Regions from separate parts of the Mus musculus genome. Here region 1 is linked to region 2. A link is a loop called in an ENCODE intact Hi-C map of the cell type or tissue named here. Cell type or tissue: gastrocnemius. All regions are shown on one strand. Links, peaks and the distances in the headings refer to the core of each region. The heading gives the core; the rest is flanking DNA.

Region 1 (5,372 bases), core at 259-5,258, 300 kb before region 2:
CTCATGGCTTCAAAGATCCATGGTCGAAAAGGTAAAAAAGAAATAGGTGAAATTAATCATAGCATCTTTTTAGCTAGCCGAGACATTACATTACAAGTGATGATGGAGACATTGGATATTCAGACCTTGCATAGACTTCACAGCATGGCATCAAAGTTGGGTGCTGTGTGGTTTACAACCACAGATCCATTTAGGTTAGGTCGGTCACCTCCTAGCAATGGGTGGGTCACTGTATGGAACAGAACCCCAGCTAAGGAATGGAGTGTGGGTCTTCTTTAGACAATAGGGTGGGGTTGGGGGTCCAGTAGGTTTAGTTTTCTACTCAGACTCTGGTCCTGCAGCCCTACTCTGTGCTCTGTGTATAAATCAAATTTCCCCTCCCTTCTTTTCTTCCCTTCTTTTAGTTCTGCAAAGCGAATCCAGAAGATCTTTTGCTACCTGGGAAAGGTTAAACAAACAAACAAAACCTGACCAGGTCATTTGGAGAAAACACTGGAGATGAACTACAGGCACACCCAGTGTCCAGGTTAGTGGGGCTTTGGGGAACAAGGCACTGGTAATAATGGTCTACACTTTGCAAACTAAAATCTGCACCCAGGAGCAGTAATGAGTGGACATAAGAGCTGCACTGACCCTCGGAAGAGATGGGCAGCTCTCTTCCTTACAGCACAAGCCAGCTATAAACTCAGGACAAGGTTGTCTTGGACCTTAAACACACTTTGTAGCCAAGTTTGCCCTTGCTCTGTTAATCCTCCTGCCTTCACCTCCGGAGTGCTGATTTGCTTTAAAAAAAAAAAAAAAAAAAAAAGTACTTGATTTACAAGGAAACAAACAAAAAAGTCAGAACATCTCTGGTTTCTTTCAAACCCTCAGCCGGAAGTGATTCACCTGGAGTGCTTGGGCTTGGAGTAAGTGTCAACAACAGGTCCCACCCAAACAATAAGCTCTTGATTAGCAGAGGCCTCCTTATGCACACTGGGACTCGCTGGCTGATGAGGCTCAGAAAGCCCCAGAAACTGGCTGTCAGAGGAGCGGCCCTCGCCCAAGAACACGTGCTTTGGGATGAGATCGCCATCCACAAGGCATGAGGTCATCCAGTTGATCTCCCCAGAGAAGTGCTCAGATTGGCACGTCATGAAAACACCAACAAATCACAGAAGAATGAAGACAAAATTGGACGCCCCAGAGCCTGTGGGCCCCTCTGCGGTGTTTGGCTCAGCTTCAGCCCCCTTCACGTGTCTTGCATTTGGCCATAATCTTAAAGCCTTGTAATCCATTGAATTCAAGGCCTCTGTGCTTAGGGAGTGTGTGTGTGTACATTTCAACCCTGGGAAACTCAGAAATAGCAAGTTCTAGAATGAGCACGTCCCAGTTTCCACTCCTGGCAGTTTCTCAGGCCTTTTGGAATGTGTTCTCTGCTGGGTGACCTCAGTGTATGACTGCCCCGAGGACCCCGGGAAGCATGGGACACCTGCAACAGTCGATTCCCAGATGGAAGATGCATAGGGGTCTTGAAGGCCCACATGAGAAGGCTAGCAAGGAACAGCAGGACTCCCCAGTGTCCTCCCAGCTTTCCATACACCCCCAGAATCCAGGCATCAGTGATGTAGTTTGGCTTTGCCATTGGTGTGGCTCTGCAGTCATGAGCTCCTGTGCGTGGGAAGCCTTTTGTCAAGGGGAGAGGTTTGCCGCTGGGACATCTTTCCCGAGGTCGGAGTTTAGCATTTCCTGCTAAGGGAAGAGGAAGCCCACTACTTCTGGGATGGGAAAGGAATGAGGGGGCTTGGGGAGACAAGATTTGGCCCACTCCGCTGGCCCATCCACCAGGTTTTTCTGTTTGTTTGTTTAAGAATGTTCCAGCATTAAAAATTCCCATCAAAATTCTCTCTGGGCCTCATGGTAATGTTAATTACTCTGCACTGAGCTGGGGCTCCCCCAACACCCCTGCCCGCCCCAGACGAAAACTGGAAACTTCTAGCCAGAGCCCAGCTGTTTCAAAATAGCTCAGGCATCTTGGTGATTAATAGGAGCTCTTCCCTCTTTACCCAGATGTGGAGTCTAACAGACAAGGTTTCCTCTGCTTTGACAGCACCACGTTCCCAGCTCTGTCTCTCTTTAGCTATCCACAGTCTGTGCTGCTCCAATCCATCCTCCATCGTGGACATAGAGTGGTTGGGCGGAGACGGTTGAATGCTTGCTGGTTCTGGATGGCCGTATTGGTGGACACTGTGTCTGTCCTAAGGGGTGTAGCTCTGAAACACTGCATGCTGAACAGATCTATGTCTGGAAGTCCCCATCACACCAACAAATCCTTGTGGATTTCTTGGCAGAAGAGCCAAGTTGCGTTGTTCGGTAGAAAAGGAATTTGGCATGAGTGTCCCAAGGTTGTGGTGTGTTCTGTAGGCAACAGGACATCGATCTGAGTAAATGGTAGTGAAGGCCTCCCGATGAACCATGAAATGGGTGCTTGAGAAGAAACCTAGAGCAAGCACCTCTAAGAACTGGAATCCATTGAGACTTGAGAACTTGGTGGCCATCAGGTCTTCTCCTAAAGGACCAACAACCTTCTCATCTATCAGAAATAGTTAGAAGGTTGACGGTCTTCATGAGAACATGGGGACTGGAGATCTTCATGAGGTGTCTTGTGTCCCTAGACTTCTCAAAGATCTAGGGGGCGACTGGAAACCACCCCAGCATTGGGGTAGGCTGGGCTGTTCTTGGGAGTCCCCACAAGGGGGACCTCTTGAGCTTCAGTTGGGGTGGTTGGGAGTCCGGGTGGAAACCCTGCACAGGCCTCTTCCAGAGTTGGCCGCCAGCCGAGGGCCAAAGGACTCCCTTTCTTCCTCCTTCCAGGTCTTTGGGCAAGCAAAGTCCACCGAAGGCCAACTTTGGGGGTCTATGCTTTTTCCCATGCTAAGGGTCATCATGTTGGGTCATACCGAGGACATAGTTTGAGATTGACGTGGAAGGGTAATGAGAGTATCGTCCTTGTCTCTTTTTAGACACATGGGCAACTTAGAACAAGAGCCACAAAAGGAACAAGAAAGGTGTAGGACAGAGAAACAAACCGCCTCTTCCCTGGGTCTCTCCCCAAAGACGTGTAGCGAGGGAGAGCTTTGGGTGAGAAAGCACAGAGATTTTAAATGCAAGAAAATTATGGTGATTCTAACAAATCAATTTTTCTTGCATTGTGTTGAGATTAAGTTCATGGTCTCTTTCATGTATTCAAAATAAAGAATATCCCCAGAGTCTGAACTTGTAGGAAAGCCTACGTCATGCTCAAAACCCCATTTTGCTAGGAGCCACCAGATATTTAAGAGAAATAGTAATATTTAATTATGGTATTATTTTACCATCTAGAAAATTAATATAGTTTTCAATTTCAGGAGAGTGTCTGAATCTTGTTTTTGAAATTACCATACAAATAGAATCCTAGAGACACAAATATTGGTTTAAGTGTTGCAGACAAGGAACTGGGAAATATGTTGGTTTCCTAATCAATAAGTGGCCTTTCACTCTGCCTTCCCTTGTGACCTCCCGATGTTTGTCATCCCGGAGAATAGAACTCACGGTTGCTCAGGGGACATCATGCAATGATTAGTTGACCCTGGCCGATTAGTCATCAGGGATAGAATGGCTGCCATCCTAGGAAAATGGTGTATGTTTCTAGAAAGCTCTGTTCTTCATGGTTCCGGTTGCCTTGTCCACTCTGCCTGCTACTGTTTTACAGATCGGGGATATAGAGCCTGAAGAGGTCTGACTTTTCTTATGTAAATGTCAACAGAAAGATCCTAACTCAAATCCAGGTGCCTGGGAACCACAACCTCCTACTTGGGCCGGCTGCCCCTGACTTCTCTTGGCATTTATTTAGTTCCTATTATGTGTGTGTTTATGACGTCGTGGACATATTTCTGCCAGGGTTTGGAGTTCCTGGTCCGTTGGTGGACTGTTGCTTGGCACATTCTGTCCAGTACAGGTCCAGTTCACCACAGGGAGGCAGAGAAGGGGCGGGGGGAGTGTTCTGTGGGTCTGGATTCAGTGACTGCATGTTCCTTCAGGGTCTTACATAAACAGAAACAGCTTGACAGATAGAAGATCAGGTAATGGGCTCTTTGGGCAGAGCTGTGAAGGTGGCAGAAAGGTGTGAAGCACACAGGAATGGAGGGCAATGTAATTAGTTCTGAGCTTGGCACAGCTCTGGACGTTGTCATGGGGAGGGTGCAGAGATGAAGAGATGCAGAGGCCCAGGCTCTGGAGTTACTGAGCAGAGGATCTATGGTACAGAGGGATCAGTGTGCTTTGAAAGACATGGTGCCTATGGTGTGCGTGCATGCGGTGTGTGCGTGCGCGCACGCTCGTGCACACACACACACACAAACACACACGTGCGCGCAAGCATACACAAGCATGCACGCGCACACACCTGTGACTCCAGGGGGCCAGGATGGACATTGTACATTTGATTACTTTCATGTCTATTTTGACTCAATTCAATAACTGCCATACCCAGCCTGGGGTGGTGTTAAGACGAAGTGAAGGCAGAGACTGATAGATTATTTTTAAAAATAAGTTAAGTGAAAATGAGTTCTTTGATTGGAAGAGAAATGTTGATTCAATTTTAGGACAGCAGTGATCATCAGAAAGGATCAAATTGGCTTGATGGTCTACAGTCACAAGTGTCTGGAGGCCAAGGCTCTGAGCCCTCCCCCCCCTCTCGTTGCTTTTGTTAATGATGATGTGGTTACCTGTCGGGGTCCAGGCTGTCACAGGATGGAGAGGCAGAGGCTACAGATAAGAAAACAACCTGAGGAATGGTATGGGTGCACATGGGTCCTTAGGCAGGGAACATGGGGCTCCTGAGATGAACTGGGTATAAGTCCTGTTTTGGGGTATGGTATTTAAGAAGTCACAGGCTGAAACCAGACTTTATCCCAAGGCACACACGGTTGAGACTGAAATGTGGGGAGGTAGCTGAAGACTGCCCTAGGCCAAAACCTCTGAAGAGAGGTGAGATGATCAAGAAGGGGGGTGGAGTGGGGCCTGAGAGGCTTCGGTAGGTAGGACTGCAGATGGCACACAGGGTGACTACTTAAGCCTAATTGGGAAGTCTTCTTTGCCCCAAGTGCTACCTAGGTGATGGCTGCAGTATCCTGGGAGACAGAGAAGCCAGGCCAGAGCAGAGATACATGACAGACACATTGTGTCCTGTGGCTTGTTATTTTCATTGAAGCTATTTTACCTCCAAGGGCACTCTGAAAATATAGAAAAAAAATAGCAGTGGGGCTTGCTCCCCTAGAGCCTCTGGTGGGGCCATCTTGGAGTCGTGTTTCTGCAGTAATACTCTTGGAAAGAGTTGTTTGTTTTCGTGAATG
Region 2 (5,372 bases), core at 253-5,252:
AAAATCAAGAAGTTCAATTTTTCCTTGACAGGGAGGTGTATCCTGAGCTGTGGGTTAATACCTTCATAAAAATCTATCTAACTAAACAAAGACGCCCTGCTGTCTCATTTATGTTGGTGTCCGTGAAGCTTGTCGTGAGAGGGAAAGTAGTTTCTTCAGACTTTCTCAGATCCATCACATGTTCTGTCTTGAGGAAATTGATAAGCATCCAAAGTGGAATGTCCTGAGTGGTTTCAATTTCTTCTGTCTGGGGGTGGCATGAAACCAGGGATCAGGAATATCTGCTCATTACAAAGCACCCAACAGTCCCTCTTGCTCTGTATGTAGTAAGTATTTAATAAATGGTTGCTGAGTTGGCTCAACTCAGCCATCTTTGTTTATGATTCACAAAAGTTACTTCCTAGGGGAATGCCAGGGCCAAAAAATGGGAATGGGTGGGTAGGGGAGTGGGGGGGGGGGACTTTTGGGATAGCATTGGAAATGTAATTGAAGAAAATACGTAATAAAAAAAAGTTACTTCCTTCATTAGAGGGGAGGATTTTGTTGAATAGGCAGGCCCTATTGTCTATGAATGTGTGTGTGTGTGTGTGTTCATATGTGTGTGGGCACACGCACATGTGAGTTTACATATATAAAGGCTGAAGGTTGGCCCTAGGGGTCTTCCTTTAGTGAATCTCCACCTTGTTTCTTTGCTAGACGGTTACAGTTACTTCTATATTCATTTTGTGTTCGCGTGTTTGCTTGAGCAGGACGCAGTACTCACCTGTAGGTTGATGACAACCTACCAGAGTTGGGCTGCTTCTTCCCATGCGGGAAGTGGGAGTTGAACTCAGATGACAAATGCCTTTATCCATAGAGACATCTGAAAGGCCCCGCCTCGTTTTTTGAGACAGCCTCTCTCGCCGAACCTGAAGCTAACCAACTGGGTAAGAATGGCTGATCATGGAGCTCCAGGGACGATTGTCCCCACCCCCCAGTGCTAGGATACAGCCCATCTTTTTATAGGTGCTGGGATCTTCAGGCCTGTACAGCAAATATTTTACCTCCCAAGTCATCTCCCCAAGCCCCCCAACATACTCTGTGGTCTGTAGCATACGCAGAGACCTGCGCACCTGCAGCTCCAGCTCCTGCTCTCATAGGCTGCAGGCTATGTCATGCTCACTCCTGCCCCACCTCCCAGCGTCATTCCTTCAGATGACATCTTGCTGTGGACTGGCCTGGGGACTGGGGACATAGTACTTCTCCCACAGGGATCAGCTTAAGCCTGCCACCCTCTAGGAAAATTGCAAGTTGTCTCGGCCCCTCCTGAGTGCCTTGTGCCTCACACTGTATTTGCAAACACCAGAGAATCGGGATAGAACACTTAGTACCCTTTACAAAATGTGTGAAAACATGCAGTTGCTGTAAAAACTCTTTTTCGAGAAAATAAGATCCAATTAGTGTTGACTTCTGCGTCAGGAAAGCCAGAGTTTCAAAGGAATCCCCTCTGCTCATTCAGCTACTGCCGTCTTCAGGGCTGGCCTGCTCTGGGCTGTTTGATGGAACCTCCAAAGCTGAAGAAATCCATACCATAGATGGCTTGTAGGTGGGGACATAAGGTGGGTGGTGCCTGCAGGGTCAGTGGAATGGAGAGCTATGTGATGAAACTGGCTTTGGTAGGGTTTTTTTTTTTTTTTTAATGTTTTATTTAATTCATTCTCTCTCTCTCTCTCTCTCTCTCTCTCTCTCTCTCTCTCTCTCTCTCTCTCTGTGTGTGTGTGTGTGTGTGTGTGTTTAAGTCGGTGTGAGTGGGTACCTCTTAGTCAACCTCTTAGTCAATGGACACATTTTGGATACTGGTTTGCACCTTCCAGATACGGGACTAGAACTCTGGTCCTCAGGCGCTGCAATAAGTGTCTTTTCTCGCTCAGCCATCTTGTTTTGCTAGTTTTAAAGGCTGATAACAGAGAAGAAATGTAGATTAAAAGTGACATATAAGACTGGAGGTCACAGCCGGGCGTGGTGGCGCACCCCTTTAATCCCACTTGGGAGGCAGAGGCAGGAGAATTTCTAAGTTTGAGGCCAGCCTGGTCTACAGAGTGAGTTCCAGGACAGCCAGGGCTACACAGAGAAACCCTGTCTTGAAAAAAAAAAAAGGAAGAAGACTGGAGGTCACTGAGCTCTAGCCCCAGGCCTGGAGTTGTCAAAACCTGGGCAGTGTAGGGTAGCAGCTGACTCCTTTCAAATGACTTCCTATAAGCTCCCAACACTGCTGTCTTTTCCTCTCCAACACAGGTGACAAAGTGCAGAGGCAGCTTGCGCCCACTGCTGAATGGTGACCTTTCTGGCGAGCGTTAGGCCGAGGAGGCGGCCTACGCGGAATAAAGGGGGGATCCGAGTGCCTAATTGTCAGGCCACTGCAGTAGCCACGGCTGTCCCTGGCAAGTGAGGCTTCCTCGAGTCCAGGAACCTACTGCCAGCCGGGCCAGGGCAGTAGCCAGAGCTGGAGCGCTTCCAGGGGCTCGCGCGCCACTTGCCCCCCAACGGAGGCCCGGAAGGCGCAGTACGGCCCGCGCCCCGCCTCCGCCGGCGCCCCCTCGCGCCCCGGGTGGGCCCTGCAGGGCGGCGCGGCCCGGAGGCGGCGGGGAAGGCGGGGCGCCGAGGCCGGGCGGGCCGGGGCGGCGCCGAGCCGGGCCGGAGCAGGGCGCAGGGTGCTGGGCGGCCCGGCCGGGGTCGTGGGGGGGAAGATGGCGAGCGTGGGGCTGCAGTTCCAGGCCAGCGCCGGGGACGCGGACCCCCAGAGCCGGCCCCTGCTGCTGTTGGGCCAGCTGCAACACCTGCACCGCGTGCCCTGGAGCCACGTCCGCGGGAAGCTGCAGCCCCGGGTCACCGAGGAGGTGAGCGGGCCGCGGCCGCCATGCGCCTGCCAAGCCCAGGCCCTGGGCCACGGGCCCCGCCTCGCCCGCGCGCCCCGCCGGGCCCAGGGCGCAGGCCCGCGACAGGCCTAGCCGTCTGTCCCCAAGGCCCTGGCTGCAGCGAGGCCCGGCCTGTGTCGCCGGCCTGCCCGGGCCGAGCCACCTGCTTCCGCGCCTCTGGGCCGGGCCCTGCAGAAGGCCCAGTGGCGGCTTTCCGCGTGGCCTCTGGCCTCGAGACCCGCTTCCATGGCCACTAGCCAGGGCCCAGGAGCCGGGCCTCCAAGTGTTTGAAGCAGAGGGTCCCCAGACAGGCCTTGCCAGCGCGAGGCGCAGTCCCACGAGGGTGGTAGGGTACCAGAGAGCCACACATGCCTGGTGGCAGCGGCTAGGGTGCCTTAGACAAGCAGGCGTGGCCCGCAGGGCGCATCTAGCCACACAGCACACGTGTTGAAGCCCGGTCCGTCTCATATCTCCTTTCTAATCCAGCTCTGGCAGGCAGCTCTGGCCACGCTCAACCCCAACCCCACAGACAGCTGTCCTCTCTACCTGAACTGCGCCACAGTGGCAGCTCTGCCTTCTAGGGTGAGCCGGCATAACAGCCCGTCCGCAGCCCACTTCATCACCAGGCTCGTGAGAACCTGCCTGCCTCCTGGAACCCACCGGTGTATCCTGGTGAGTGCTGGGCCGGTGAGTGTACCCCAGCCCGTGGCCCACCTCAAGCACAGCAGGCTGGCCCGTGTGATCTCCCATTCTAACCCTTCAACCACCGAGTGATTTACACCGGATCGGTTTGCGTGACAAATCAGAGATGCCAGCCTAGATTTATTGAGGCCTGGGCTTATGTCTGTGCCCTGCTCATCTGTCTGGGAAAGAGTGGACAACATCTGGTGGCAGACATTTTTCTCACGCAGCCTCAGGTTACTGGGGGGGCACAGCCGTCTGGGTTTGTAGAGCTGCTATTGGGAGAGTCCTGGTGGTGTCCCTTTGTGGCTTCAGCCCCACCTTGCTTCTCTCTCACTACAGATGGTCTGCGAACAGACTGAGGTTTTTGCCTCTGCCTGTGCCTTGGCACGGGCCTTCCCACTCTTCACACACCGCTCAGGGGCATCCCGGCGCGCAGAGAAGAGGACAGTCATGGTGGAGTTCTTCCTGGTGGGACAAGACAATGGCCCAGTGGAAGTGTCCACCTTGCAAGTGGGTATCTAGAGGCAACATGCCTTCTGGGAGCACAGGTGGAGAGCTCTTCTCTTCTCTCCCCCTGGGAAGAGCTACAGTGCTTTTCGGGAATCCCAAAAAAGGGTCTTGGGTTGTATTTTCAGGTCTCCGTTTGGTGCAGCTGTGATTTGATTATGCATAGTTGTCCCCTTAAGTGGGGAGCACTTTTGTGTGTGACAGTGGGAGCACCTTTACGTGTTAGGTGGGGAGCACCTTTATGTGTTTCGTCTCACTGGAGCCTCAGAGGAAACTCAGGCAGGCTGAAAACCACTGCCAGCCTGTCAGGCAAGGGAGGTGCCTGACCTAGGTTGCCTTCCGTTGCCTTGACCCGGCTTCCACCCAGCAGCCAGAGGCCAACTTGTCCCTCCACTTTGGCTTCAGGAAGGCTGTTGCTTGAGCCTCAAGCAAGCACCCTACTTGAGGGCTTTGCCCTCTGTCTCCCTGATACAGTTAAAAGGGGGCGGTCCTCCATGTCTGCCATCTCGTGTCAGCTCTCTGTTTTTGAAAACAGTCTAGTTGCTTTGCTGGTTTTAACCCCCTTTCTCTTCCAACCCACCCAGGTCTAGTTTGGGCCCCTTCTCTTTTTCTGAGGGCCACGATGTGTCCGTCTCTCCTTGAAGCATACCCCCCAATTCTCAAGCCTCTTGTCCCAACTGCCCTCCACCCTCTTACTTTCTCTTTCCAAACTCTCTGGCCTTGGTGTCTCAACTCTGCAAAGTTTCCACTACTTGTGGCCTTCATCTGGCAGTGGGCACTGAAGACCATGTCTGCCTGCTAATTCTCGGGGGTCCCTTCTGGGCTTCCGCCTCACCTCCTGCCAGCCGCTCACGTCTGGGCACTCTGTGGTGATAAGTGCCTCCTCTTTTTCCTCACCAGGGTATCCCCCACGATGCCCACCCCTAGAGCTCTGTCTGGGTCCTGTAGACTTTTAATCAGTTGCTTTGTCCTTGTCTCTACTGACATCTCTCCCAGTTATCGGAGAGTCCATCACATTGCCTGCTGTGTAGCAAGCCTCACATAAACCCACGAGAAAGAAGTGAGTGGATATTTCTTCTCTTGTCAGTGAGACCGAGGTTGAAATGCTCTTCACTCTCATCCTTTGCTTAGTGAGAACTCGGTGGAGGGTCTGCGGGGTTAGACTGCCTCCCTTGAGGCCAGTCCTCGGCCCAACACACATCCCACGCAGGCCACCGGCTGCTGACAGGTGGCAGGGGCTCACAAGCACAGCTCATATCTGAGCTGTCAGCTCCCTGGTCTCTACGC

Evidence for each region. Peaks named below come from ENCODE experiments on the same cell type or tissue, not always from the same donor. Only the 100,000 strongest peaks of a DNase experiment are listed, where the experiment ranks them.
Region 1: a loop joins it to region 2, with 3 times the contacts of the local background. A loop is called at or near these places in 2 of 42 quality-filtered maps.

The regions. Positions count from the first base shown.
Region 1 is chr2:173,809,285-173,814,656 of GRCm38, forward strand. It overlaps the pseudogene Gm14371. Among named protein-coding and RNA genes, the nearest start is that of Gm30017, 62 kb to the right of the region's middle. In gastrocnemius, for the core only: a CTCF peak has its summit at 2,730; DNase peaks (open chromatin) are centred at 2,800 and 3,994; H3K27ac peaks cover 1,132 bases.
Region 2 is chr2:174,107,697-174,113,068 of GRCm38, forward strand. It overlaps Npepl1 (aminopeptidase-like 1), which reads left to right and starts at 2,655. Exons shown (of 12, transcript NM_213733.2): 1 at 2,655-2,876; 2 at 3,381-3,566; 3 at 3,918-4,088. The coding sequence starts at 2,727. In gastrocnemius, for the core only: a CTCF peak has its summit at 2,553; DNase peaks (open chromatin) are centred at 2,487 and 3,008; H3K4me3 peaks cover 2,296 bases; H3K27ac peaks cover 2,249 bases.